Linked DNA regions of Homo sapiens: region 1 is linked to region 2. Evidence: read pairs that join two places in POLR2A ChIA-PET (ENCODE). Cell type or tissue: GM12878. All regions are shown on one strand. Links, peaks and the distances in the headings refer to the core of each region. The heading gives the core; the rest is flanking DNA. Region 1 overlaps PLCL1 (phospholipase C like 1 (inactive)). Region 2 overlaps HECW2 (HECT, C2 and WW domain containing E3 ubiquitin protein ligase 2).

Region 1 (5,389 bases), core at 319-5,318, 1.8 Mb after region 2:
TGTCTTTGCGATAGTTTGCTGAGAATGATGGTTTCCAACTTCATCTATGTCCCTACAAAGGACATGAACTCAGGGATCTAGAACTAGAAATACCATTTGACCCAGCCATCCCATTACTGGGTATATACCCAAAGGATTATAAATCATGCTGCTATAAAGACACTTGCACACGTATGTTTACTGCGGCACTATTCACAATAACAAAGACCTGGAACCAACCCAAATGTCCAACAATGATAGACTGGATGAAGGAAATGTGGCACATATACACCATGAAATACTATGCAGCCATAAAAAAAGTTTTTGTTTTTAATGTTTGCAAGTAAGTTACAGACTTCCTGTCCCCTTATACCTCAGTGTGCATTTTGAAAAACAAGGACATTCTCTTGTATTATTACCACAATACAATTATCAAAACCTAAAAATTAACATTAATAGACTTCATTCAGATTCTGCTGATTGTCTCATCAATGTCATCTCTAACAAAGGGCAAAAACCAATTTTTGTGGTCTAGGAAATCAATCCAGGATCACATGTTGTGTTGTGCTGTCATTTTTAAAGTCTCTTTTAACTTAGATCAGTTCTTCGGTATTTCGTTGTTTTTCATGACCTTGACATTTTTGAAGTGTACAGGCCAGTTATTTTGGGTTAATCTGATGTTGTTTAATGATTAGATTCAGATTATATGTTTTTGGCAAGAACACCACTGAAAGAATGTTGTGTCCTTTTTCATGTCTCGTCATGGTATCTATTTCTGCCCTTACTTGTGTTCACTTAATTAATGTGGTATCTGCCATATTTCTGCACTGTAAAATTACTCTTTGTCCCCTGTAATTAATAACTATCTTGTGGGAGACACACCAAGACTATGAAAATAAATATATCTATTAGTGTTAATGACGGTCAGTTTTCTCATTGTTGAAGAAGAAAGGAATTATAGATATGAAAAGGTAGAATGCTAGAGTGAACCCATGTGCTGTTGGATTAAGATTAGCAATAACTGTATGAATTCGTGGTTTTTATAGCTATGTAGATCAATCTAATTGCCTAGCTGTATCCTCTGACAGGATAAAGAAGCAATGATAATTCAGTAGCAATTAGCATAAGTAGTACCATTATCTTGGTTTCTAAATACTATTCACCAACAAAAATCAACCAAGTCTTCTTCCTTGCTGGGGCAGGAAAAGAACAAGATAAGCCTGGAACAGGTGTTGTTTTTTGTTTTTGTTTGTTTGTTTGTTTTTGGTTTTTTTCCATTTGAAAGTAAGAGAGTGAGCAAAGAATGATGGGGACATGTCAAAAGGACACACGAGCCAGCTCCAAGGGGCTCCTACTAGCCAAATACAGGACAATGTGACCATAAAAATAAATGGTAGTAACAGATGGAATAAGAATCCATGAGTCCATACTGATAAGAACAAATAGATGAGCAACTATGTAAAATGGAAAGTTAGTTATTCATTACAATAGAATTCCAACAAATAAATGTGTGTGGTATGGCTGGATGCGGTGGCTCACGCCTGTAATCCCAGCACTTTGGGAGGCCAAGGCGGGCAGATCACCTGAGGTCAGGAGTTTGAGACCAGCCTGGCCAACATGGCGAAACCCCATCTCTACTAAAAATACAAAAAAATTAGCCGGGCATGGGGTGTGCACCTGTAGTCCCAGCTACTCAGGAGGCAGAGGCAAGGAGAATCCCTTGAACCCAGTAGGTAGAGGTTGCAGTGAGCCAAGATTGTGCCACTGTACTCCAGCCTGGGCAACAGAGCCAGACTCTGTCTCAAAAATAAAAAATGTATGTAGTATGATTGATTGAAAATCATCATTTGTTAACTACCATAGTAATGGTTGTTTGAGGCAAGAATCATCAATGAATTCTCTTTTTTAATAACATAGATTTGTTCTTTCTGACTCCTCCCTATCCATTCAGTGCACAGCTTTTAGCACACAATTGCCTTGGTCAAATCTGTTCTTAAGCTGGGCTTCCCCTTCCCATTGTACCATGTGTGTGAATATCTAAGACCACAAAATATGCTGCTTTTCCACTACTGAAGTAATATCTTACCTCATCTCTGTTTAGATTCTTCACACATTCCAAGGAAACACTTAGCTAATTTTCTATTAGTTTGAATTAAGTTGAGATGCTAGAGAAGTTTGCTAGAATCATTTTTCATTGCCAGCTAACATAAGTGCATTTTCAAACATGCTATTGATAAAATCTGGATAAGTTAGAGGGAACTATCTGCTTGGGAAGCAGATAAATGAGAGTCTATTGGGGGCAAATGAGACTTTTGGGGTTCCTTCTATATCATAGAATGGATGGACATATAATTTCATCTTCTGCCTTGAAGACAGGTGTTGAGAATTGACCTAAGCTGATTTGGTCATTCATAGCCCTTAGTGGTTTTTTCCTCCATGGTTCATACATCAAAAGAGGTTTGAGCTGAGTCAGTGTTAGGCACTACACAAAACTTTGCTACTAGTCCATAATGAAAGCAAGCCAGACAAAATTCTGCTACACACAGAGACCATTGATTACATAAATACTTAACAGCAAGCAAAGTAAAAAACATTTTTTTACAGCTCGTTATACAACTTGTTAGGAAGTCCCAGTTCTGCTACCTTGCATAAAGGTTCTTCCAAGGCAGACAGGGCAACATCCCAGAGGCTGGATCCTGTTACCCTTATCAATCCAGTGGGCAATGCCAAATCTTCTTAAATCAACAGGTGGACACTGGGCCATTTAGGAAAAAACCTCAGGTTTGTCTCTGGGGGAGAGGCTCTCTGGATCCTTATCCTCCATTACACTAGAGTGGAGAATATCTCTAAAATATTTTTGCTACTCCACATACTCTTGATTGTCTTTAATTTTACTCGAGAGAGTCCATTTCTAAATTCTTCATATTAATAAGCCACTAGTTTTACCAATTAAAATCCATTGCTAGCATACATTATACTGATTATTAAAGTCTTAGGTGTTAATAAAAATCAGGATAATAGAAGTACTTATAGTGATTGCTTCTGGAGTATTGCCTTTCTGATAAAATACTGGATAAATGTACAGTCTTGATGAAATACACTGGGAGAACATTACATACTATAGTGCCATCTTGGAAATTAAAAATGCATGTTAGCTATTTAGAGGTTAATGTCCTGCAATAAAGGAAAGCTGCTTAGTTTTGTTCGACCTTGCATTTCCCAAACTTAGTTGACCCCAAGTCCTTTTTTCCATCGCACTCTTGAAATTAGTTATTCCTGGGAAAGGCTTTAGAAAACATTGCTTTAGAGATTATAGGAGAAGCTTCCTTCAACATCCACTTAACTGACACTCAGCATTCTCTTTATAAAATTCGAGGATAATAGGCACCTATCTTAAATACTCTCTATCAAGTTGAGTTCTGTGCTTACAAAGAGTCAATTGAGATTTTTTCCAAAACGGTTTTATTCTATTTGTACTTGTAATTACAGTTACATAACTTAATTAAATATTACATAATCCCGTGACTTTTGAGTGTAAATATAAAGAGTTATTGTTTCTTTGAAAAATAAACTGAAAGTTTTGGAAAGACTCTAGAAAAGAATTGCTGAAAGTGTTATTAAATAAGGTGAGGGTAAGACAACTATGAAAGATTTGGGAAAAATATAAAAAAGAATTTCTAATACAACTTACTTTGTAAGTATCTTTTAAGTTATTGATGCATTTTCAAGAAACTGAAATGTATCATTTTTCAAGAAAGAGTTCAAGCAGAGAACTTGAATTAGTGGAGCCATACTCAAAAGCCTTACATTTAAATAAAACATGTGAGGTATATGTATGCCAATTTTTATTATTTTCTGCTTTTACTGAATTTTTTGATTAAGTGACTAAGCATAAACCTTGTAAGAGTCAGAAAAGGGCTTTTGTTCTAGAGAGAGAGAGAATTAAAGAGAAGACTTCACAAAGCAAAGTGTGTACACACACACACACATACCCCTTGTGGCATGTTTTAAAATATTCCACATAGATTTTGCCCATATTTCCTCAAGCCAGGCTCAGTTGTCTTCAGAACCCTTTGGCATTCTTGACACACTGCTTTTGTGTTTTTTCAACTTTATTGTAAGTCTGTGGGATTGCTTAATACCTTGTTAAAGAAAATTAGAGTTAAAAATCTAATTTCTCCCTGGGAGTGGTCCATATATATATACATAGTTCATGGCTGGGAACAAAGTTTACTACTAGTGTATTTTTTCAGTGTTATTTTGTAGTAAAAGTTCTTAAAATATTGTGTAATAAATAATATTTGATTTCTATCTATGTTCTCTTAGGCTTGGTCCCATGGCAGCCTATAATTCAAGGTTAAGGTTATGTTGTTATTTAAGAATTTTTAGCATCTGTACTTGTATGTGCTGCATAAACAAAACAGTTATTCTATTGCAGACCAGTTTTTCCTTTTGAAATGTAGAATACAACAATCACTTCTCAGGTTTAATTAAGACTGTGTTTGTACAGAGGTCTGTAGTTTATAAAAGCAGTTAAGCAAAGAAATGCTTTTGTTATATACAAACAGAACAAAAAGGGAAAATACTGTCTTGATCCTTTCATTAAAGGTCAAAAAAAAAAAAAAAAGAAAAAAAGAGTTCACTCAATTTTTTATCTCGTGTTTTTTCACAAATACCAGAAACAGAGCTGTAAGATAGTAATTTGTTAAACTACACATTAAGCTGGTATTTGAATATGAAAAGGTATTTCCACCCCGTGCAATATTGCTTTTTTGAAATACTAAAAGCCCTTACATTAGGGTGGTAATTGAATGACTGCTTAAAAACAAACCCTGTCTGCTTCATTTTGACAGGTTCTTTATACATTTTTGTGGAGGGTAAACATGTCAGGATGTAGCAGACTAAGGAAGGAGCTGGTATTGAACAGGGTTCATAGTCAAAGTGACATAGTTTCTCATTCTCAAGAAGAGTAGTTGGCATGGTTGTTTTGGGACCTGCAATATAGTTTTTCTAGATTCAACATGGAAAACATTATTCTAAACTCTAGTGATCTATCTGCCCATAGCTTATGCCAAGCAGCATGGATTATACATTTTTGATACCTGTAGACGTTTTAGGAGCCTTCTTGATGTTATGTTGAAATCTTATTCCTGTAGTTATCCACATAATTTTCTACCAAATCACCCTGTAGAACTGATGCATAATTACTTCTTAGGATTTGTTTGTTACTGTAATAATGAAATATTTTCCTGTCTCTTGGTATACCCATGTGTATACTGTGTTTTTTATTTTGTAAGTCCCATGAAGGAGAAAGGACTTCTATTTTTGTTTTATTGGAGTTGAACACTTCTTGAGCCTCCTTCTTGGAGATTCTCAGGTTTCTGATCATTCTTGTTATAGTTAACTGATT
Region 2 (5,389 bases), core at 250-5,249:
ATGCAAGGTGAGGCTCAGTTTTAGAGAATATCAGATTCCCTACTTAGGTTCTAATCTGTTTTTATTATGGAAAAATGTGAATACCAAGTCTGGAACTCTATATATCTCAGTTCAATAAACTGTATGCTACTTTTGCTTACTCAAGTTACACTCAAAAAGTTATGTCATTAATTTCATTATAATCTGCACTTCTAGGATAAACGCTTGGCTTAAATTTTTTTTTCATATTTCGTTTTTTAAATAGGGTTCTGGGTTGTTTAGTTGATTTTATTCACCTTTATTTATTTTTTTTTTGAGACAAAGTCTCACTCTGTCGCCAGGCTGGAGTGCAGTGGTGCAAATCTCAGCTCACTGCAACCTCCACCTCCCAGGTTCAAGCGATTCTCCTGCCTTAGCCTCCCGAGTAGCTACAGGCACACACCACCATGCTCAGCTAGTTTTTGTATTTTTAGTAGAGACGGGGTTTCACCATGTTGGGCAGGATGGTCTTGATCTCTTGACCTCGTGATCTGCCTGCCTCGGCCTCCCCAAGTGCTGAGATTACAGGCGTGAGTCGCCGTGCCCGGCCGATTTTATTCAACTTTTATACTTAATAGAGAGAAGCCAGCACTACAATACCTGGTGATGATGACAAAATATTTGCATACAAGATGTTTTGCAAAGGATGTCAGAAAGAAAGAATAAATTTCCAAGACAACTATCAGTAAAACTAAGATTTAATGGTTTGTGCTTATGCAACTTGAACCAAATACCAATATTATTGTTACCTGAGTGAGTGATTCCTGGTAAGATCAGGTTGACGCTCCTGTAGAATTTCAAAGATATTGGGTTGACGTAGAAATGCAACAATCTTGTCATTGTAAGCTGAAAAAAAAATCAGAAAAGACAACAATTTAAAAAAGAATCTATTTTTAGTTTTATGTATATAAATCCAAACCTGTGTGCCCCACCGGGTTCAAGCAATTTTCCTGCCTCAGGCTTGCAAGTAGCTGGGATTATAGGTGCCTGCCACCATGCTCAGCTAATTTTTTTTTGTATTTTTAGTAGGGATGGGGTTTTGCCATGTTGGCCAGGCTGATCTCAAACTCCTGACCTCAGTTGATCCACCTGCCTTGGCCTCCCAAAGTGCTAGGATTACAGGTGTAAGCCACTGTGCCCGGCCTATAAATCCAAACTTTTCAAAATCATCTGTTTTTCAGCCAGGCATGGTAGCTCACGCCTGTAACCCCAGCACTTTCAGAGTCTGAGTTGGGAGGATCACTTGAGCTCAGGAGATTAAGACCAGCCTGGGCAACATAGTGAGAACTTGTTTCTATTGAAAAACAACAACAACAACAAAAAATAAATAAATGAAATCTGTTTTTCTGGCTAATATTACTTATACTCAAAGTTATAGTTTGGAACTAGACTGTGCCCACCACTATAGGTGCTTACATTCCAATTTGTATCTAACCTTTTATATGATTATTGGACTTAGGTCTGTTAGCTGTGGCTTAGTTAAACATTCTTAGTAAACTCATTTGACAAGCCATATTTATTATCAAATGGCAAGATGAGGTCACCAACGAGATTCTAGATCTTGATCATTTAAACTTACGAAAATCAGCCTCACAGAAATGACAAGTCAGAAATGAAAAACCATCTTCTGATTGATTAGCAGCCAGCCAGGGAGGTAAAGAGGCAGAACTCAATTTGCCAAAATGTACTAGTTGGCAGCAACAACTAGGACCAAAATGCAGAGGACAAACTATTCTAAAACTCTACGTGGAAATAAATGCCATTAAGCCACAAATAGCTCTTTACCAAACCAACTATACCAACAGCTACAACACAATCATCATCACGAACCATGAACAAAATGTGTTTAGAAAAATCTAAATCCCAGTCAAGGTTGGCTAAAGAAACTTAAAAATAGTTAATTAAAATTTATTAAGGATACCGTTAATACTCTTTTGTCAAGAAAATGAATTTGTTTACTTAAGATGATTCATCTTGATTATATTTGTTGATAATCATAAATAGGCACAAATATATTTAAATTCACAGAACTAGGACAGAGTGTCTAAATTCTTAAACATCAGAGATTCTGGTATAGGATATTATCAAGATACATGCCTTTCTTTAACAAATAATTAAACAAAAGAAGTATAATAATTCTGTAGAGATCTGCCATTTCCAATCTTACCTGCATCATATTGCCTATAACATATCTATTTTAGTTATGTATATTTATATATACAATAACAATTTTAAAGAAATACTACCTGCTAAAATGGAATACCATTGTCAACTCAAATGTTCCCTAAGTGCACGTTTCACTATATATGAATAATGAAGACACTTGGATAATTATTGAATCGGGGTTTATAGTGCGTCTGAGCTCAGAGCCCACATAACTGTCTAAGCAACAATTTTATAGTGCTTTAAAATTCCATGTGCAGTATTTAGTGTCATATTAGTAATAACATAAAAAAAAACCTAGACTGTTAGACTTCAACCCTACATTTCTTCTTATCCAGAGGTCAAGCTTCTTAGGTCATGGGCATTACATTGAATTTCATGACATTTTTTTTTTAATTTAAAGAAGACGTTTTAAAACAAAGATAAATGGAGAGCTGGTCTAATTTTTTTTTTTTTTTTTTTTTTTTTTTTTTTTTTTTTGAGATTGGGTCTTGCTCTGTCCCTAGGCTGGAGTGCAGTGGTGCAATCTCGGCTCACTGGAACCTCTGCCTCCCAGGTTCAAGTGATTCTCCTGTCTCAGCCTCCAGAGTAACTGGGCCTACAGGTGCGTGCCACCATGCCTGGCTAATTTTTTGTATTTTTAGTAGAGACGGGGTTTCACCGTGTTAGCCAGGATGGTCTTGATCTGTCGACCTTGTGATCTGCCCATCTCGGCCTCCCAAAGTGCTGGGGTTACAGGCGTGAGCCACTGCGCCCAGCCAACCTAGTCTAATTTAAGACGGAGCACGGAGCCCATATGGCCTCCCACCAGTCTGTCCACTCCACCTGCCTCAGGCGCTCCAGGTTTGGCAACCACTGATCTACTTCAACCTCATCCTTTTAATAACAACTCAAGTTGTTTTTCAGGCCTTTCTCCCACACTCATTTATTTTTATTTTACTATTTTAGAGGTTCTTGCTGCCTTCTATTTGTGACAAAAGCCCTTAAGAATGTGCTCTCTTTGATTGTTTATTTTGTGAGGCTGCTACAGATTCACACACCATTTAAATTCTGTCTTGGCCTTAAATATATACTAAGTATATGCTAGTCCAAATTCTTAATTTATAATGATTGCATAATGTATTACCTTAATAAATTATTTTTCCTTAACTTCAATAATCTAATATGATACCTCTACTCAGGAAAGGTAGGGTGGTATTAAAAAACAATCTCATCCTTTAGGATATTACAAGACAGAAGCCCTTTGAGACTCAAGTCTGTAGGATTTTGTTATACATTTCTTAAGGATAATGCAGCAATTTCTCAATATAGGGCAAAAAGTAGCAGGCTAACAACAGGGGAAGTATCAGCACAGTGTACATGGTACAGATAATGGCACAAAAGGACAGATGATTTCTGGAAAGGGATGACATACCCACTGGAACCATGTCCTGGTACTGTGGCCTACTGACTGTATTGAATGTACTGGATGGCCTGGGAAGAACTGGTGGTCCTGCATGTCGAGAATCTTCTCCTACCTGCAAACAGAAGCATCATTTATGTTCTGCACCAAGAGCCAGAATGCTCTATATCAGCATCCCAAACCAAGTTGTTCAAAATATTAACAATGAGCATAGTGAAGTACCACTTGATCAGAACAGATACCAGCTGTGGGGCTGAAGCAGGGTTCTTAGTTATTGAAAGCCTTGTTTTAGTGGCTAAATGGTGGGGGGAGTTGAGGCATCCACATTCTTGAGAGGGGCTGGGGCAGTGACTCTTTACCAAGTGGCACAGAAGTAGTTCAATCTGCTTATAATTACTGAGGCTGCAGCAGCTAAACAGCAGACTTGTTCATCAGGACTAACTTCTGCATTGACAGAGCACAGTCTGCAACAACACAATCAAAGGGAAGACTGAGTGGTATAAATGTTTTGGGGCAGTGCCAAGATATTTCTTCTTTTGGCTAAGGCAGGCCAGGGAATTCCCTGGCTCAGCAGAGGAGGGGTTGAAGAGCAGCAATCTTCATGTGGGGTTTCGAGTTAGTGTATTATCTCCTCAGGAGCAATTCTCCATGCCTATTAGAACACCTGGTACAACAGATCTTTCTGGTTTGAGCCTCCCACACCAGGGTGCTAATAGGAGCAGGTGTGGAGGAGCTAAATAGGGTTGTCCTAACCAGAATTATTTATTGCACCTAATATAGATTTAGAAACTCATACACACAAGTAGATAACCAAAAATACCCATTAACAGCCTTACCAGAAAACTCTAATGTTGTTTTTGCTTCTGCTTTAGCATTTTCCCCCATATTACAGAAATCTTTTGAGACAATAGCAGAACAGCAGTATAAGAGAGAATAAGAAAAAATAACACACTGTACTGGATTTATAAACTGGGATTTTGAAAAGAGAGTTTTATTCCACCCACAACCATTTGCAGCCCTTTTATCATGTTGCATCACTTGGGTATTTGCTGAGGATTTTTCTAAAGACTCTAATGCTGGAAATATCCTCCCCACCCTCCACCGCTTGCTTGTCCTTCAAGAATGCTCTCACTCATTCTTCAAAGCGTAGTTCAAACAGCCCCTCCTCGACAAGGTCTTCCCTCTCCTTCAAGCCCAAGTTAAATACAACCTCCTCTGAGCTCCCACAGAACAAACAGAACAAGCAGCTGCCATTGTGAACAGTTTATATTATTTGTCAATTATACCTCACTAAAGCTGGAAAGATATAAATAAAAAGAAGAAAACATGATTATCTAAAGGTATATTTTTCTTTCCCAACTATTAAAAAAGAAAATTTACAAAGCATTTTTCGTTCATATTTTTATTCATTTGTAGTAGGGTTTCATATTTTCCTTTCCTATTAAGAATGCGGGAAATGTGTGGGCCAGGCACGGTGGCTCACACCTATAATCCCAGCACTTTGGGTGGCCAAGGCGGGCGGATTACAAGGTCAACAGATCGAGACCATCCTGGCCAACATGGTGAAACCCCATCTCTACTAAAAATACAAAAATTAGCCGGGCGCGGTGGCAGGTGCCTGTAGTCCCAGCTACTCGGGAGGCTGAGGCAGGAGAATCTCTTGAACCCGGGAGGTGGTGGTTGCAGTGAGCAAAGATCGCACCACTGCACTCCTGCCTGGCGACAAAGCAAGACTCTGTCTTAAAAAAAAAAAAAGAATGCAGGAAATGTGTTATTTATTTGCATCCCTCATAACAGCAACCACTA

The links. ChIA-PET counts read pairs that join two places held together with the same protein. Peaks named below come from ENCODE experiments on the same cell type or tissue, not always from the same donor. Only the 100,000 strongest peaks of a DNase experiment are listed, where the experiment ranks them.
Region 1: POLR2A ChIA-PET joins it to region 2 with 5 read pairs; 1 of 35 experiments calls an interaction of 5 or more read pairs at or near these places.

The regions. Positions count from the first base shown.
Region 1 is chr2:198,034,255-198,039,643 of GRCh38, forward strand. All of the region lies in intron 1 of PLCL1 (phospholipase C like 1 (inactive)), which reads left to right. Among named protein-coding and RNA genes, the nearest start is that of PLCL1, 230 kb to the left of the region's middle. In GM12878, for the core only: no CTCF peak of the experiment used is centred there; a DNase peak (open chromatin) is centred at 2,454.
Region 2 is chr2:196,270,426-196,275,814 of GRCh38, forward strand. HECW2 (HECT, C2 and WW domain containing E3 ubiquitin protein ligase 2) reads right to left here. Exons shown (of 29, transcript NM_001348768.2): 16 at 3,596-3,698; 17 at 768-864. Among named protein-coding and RNA genes, the nearest start is that of HECW2-AS1, 13 kb to the left of the region's middle. In GM12878, for the core only: no CTCF peak of the experiment used is centred there; no DNase peak of the experiment used is centred there; H3K27ac peaks cover 1,041 bases.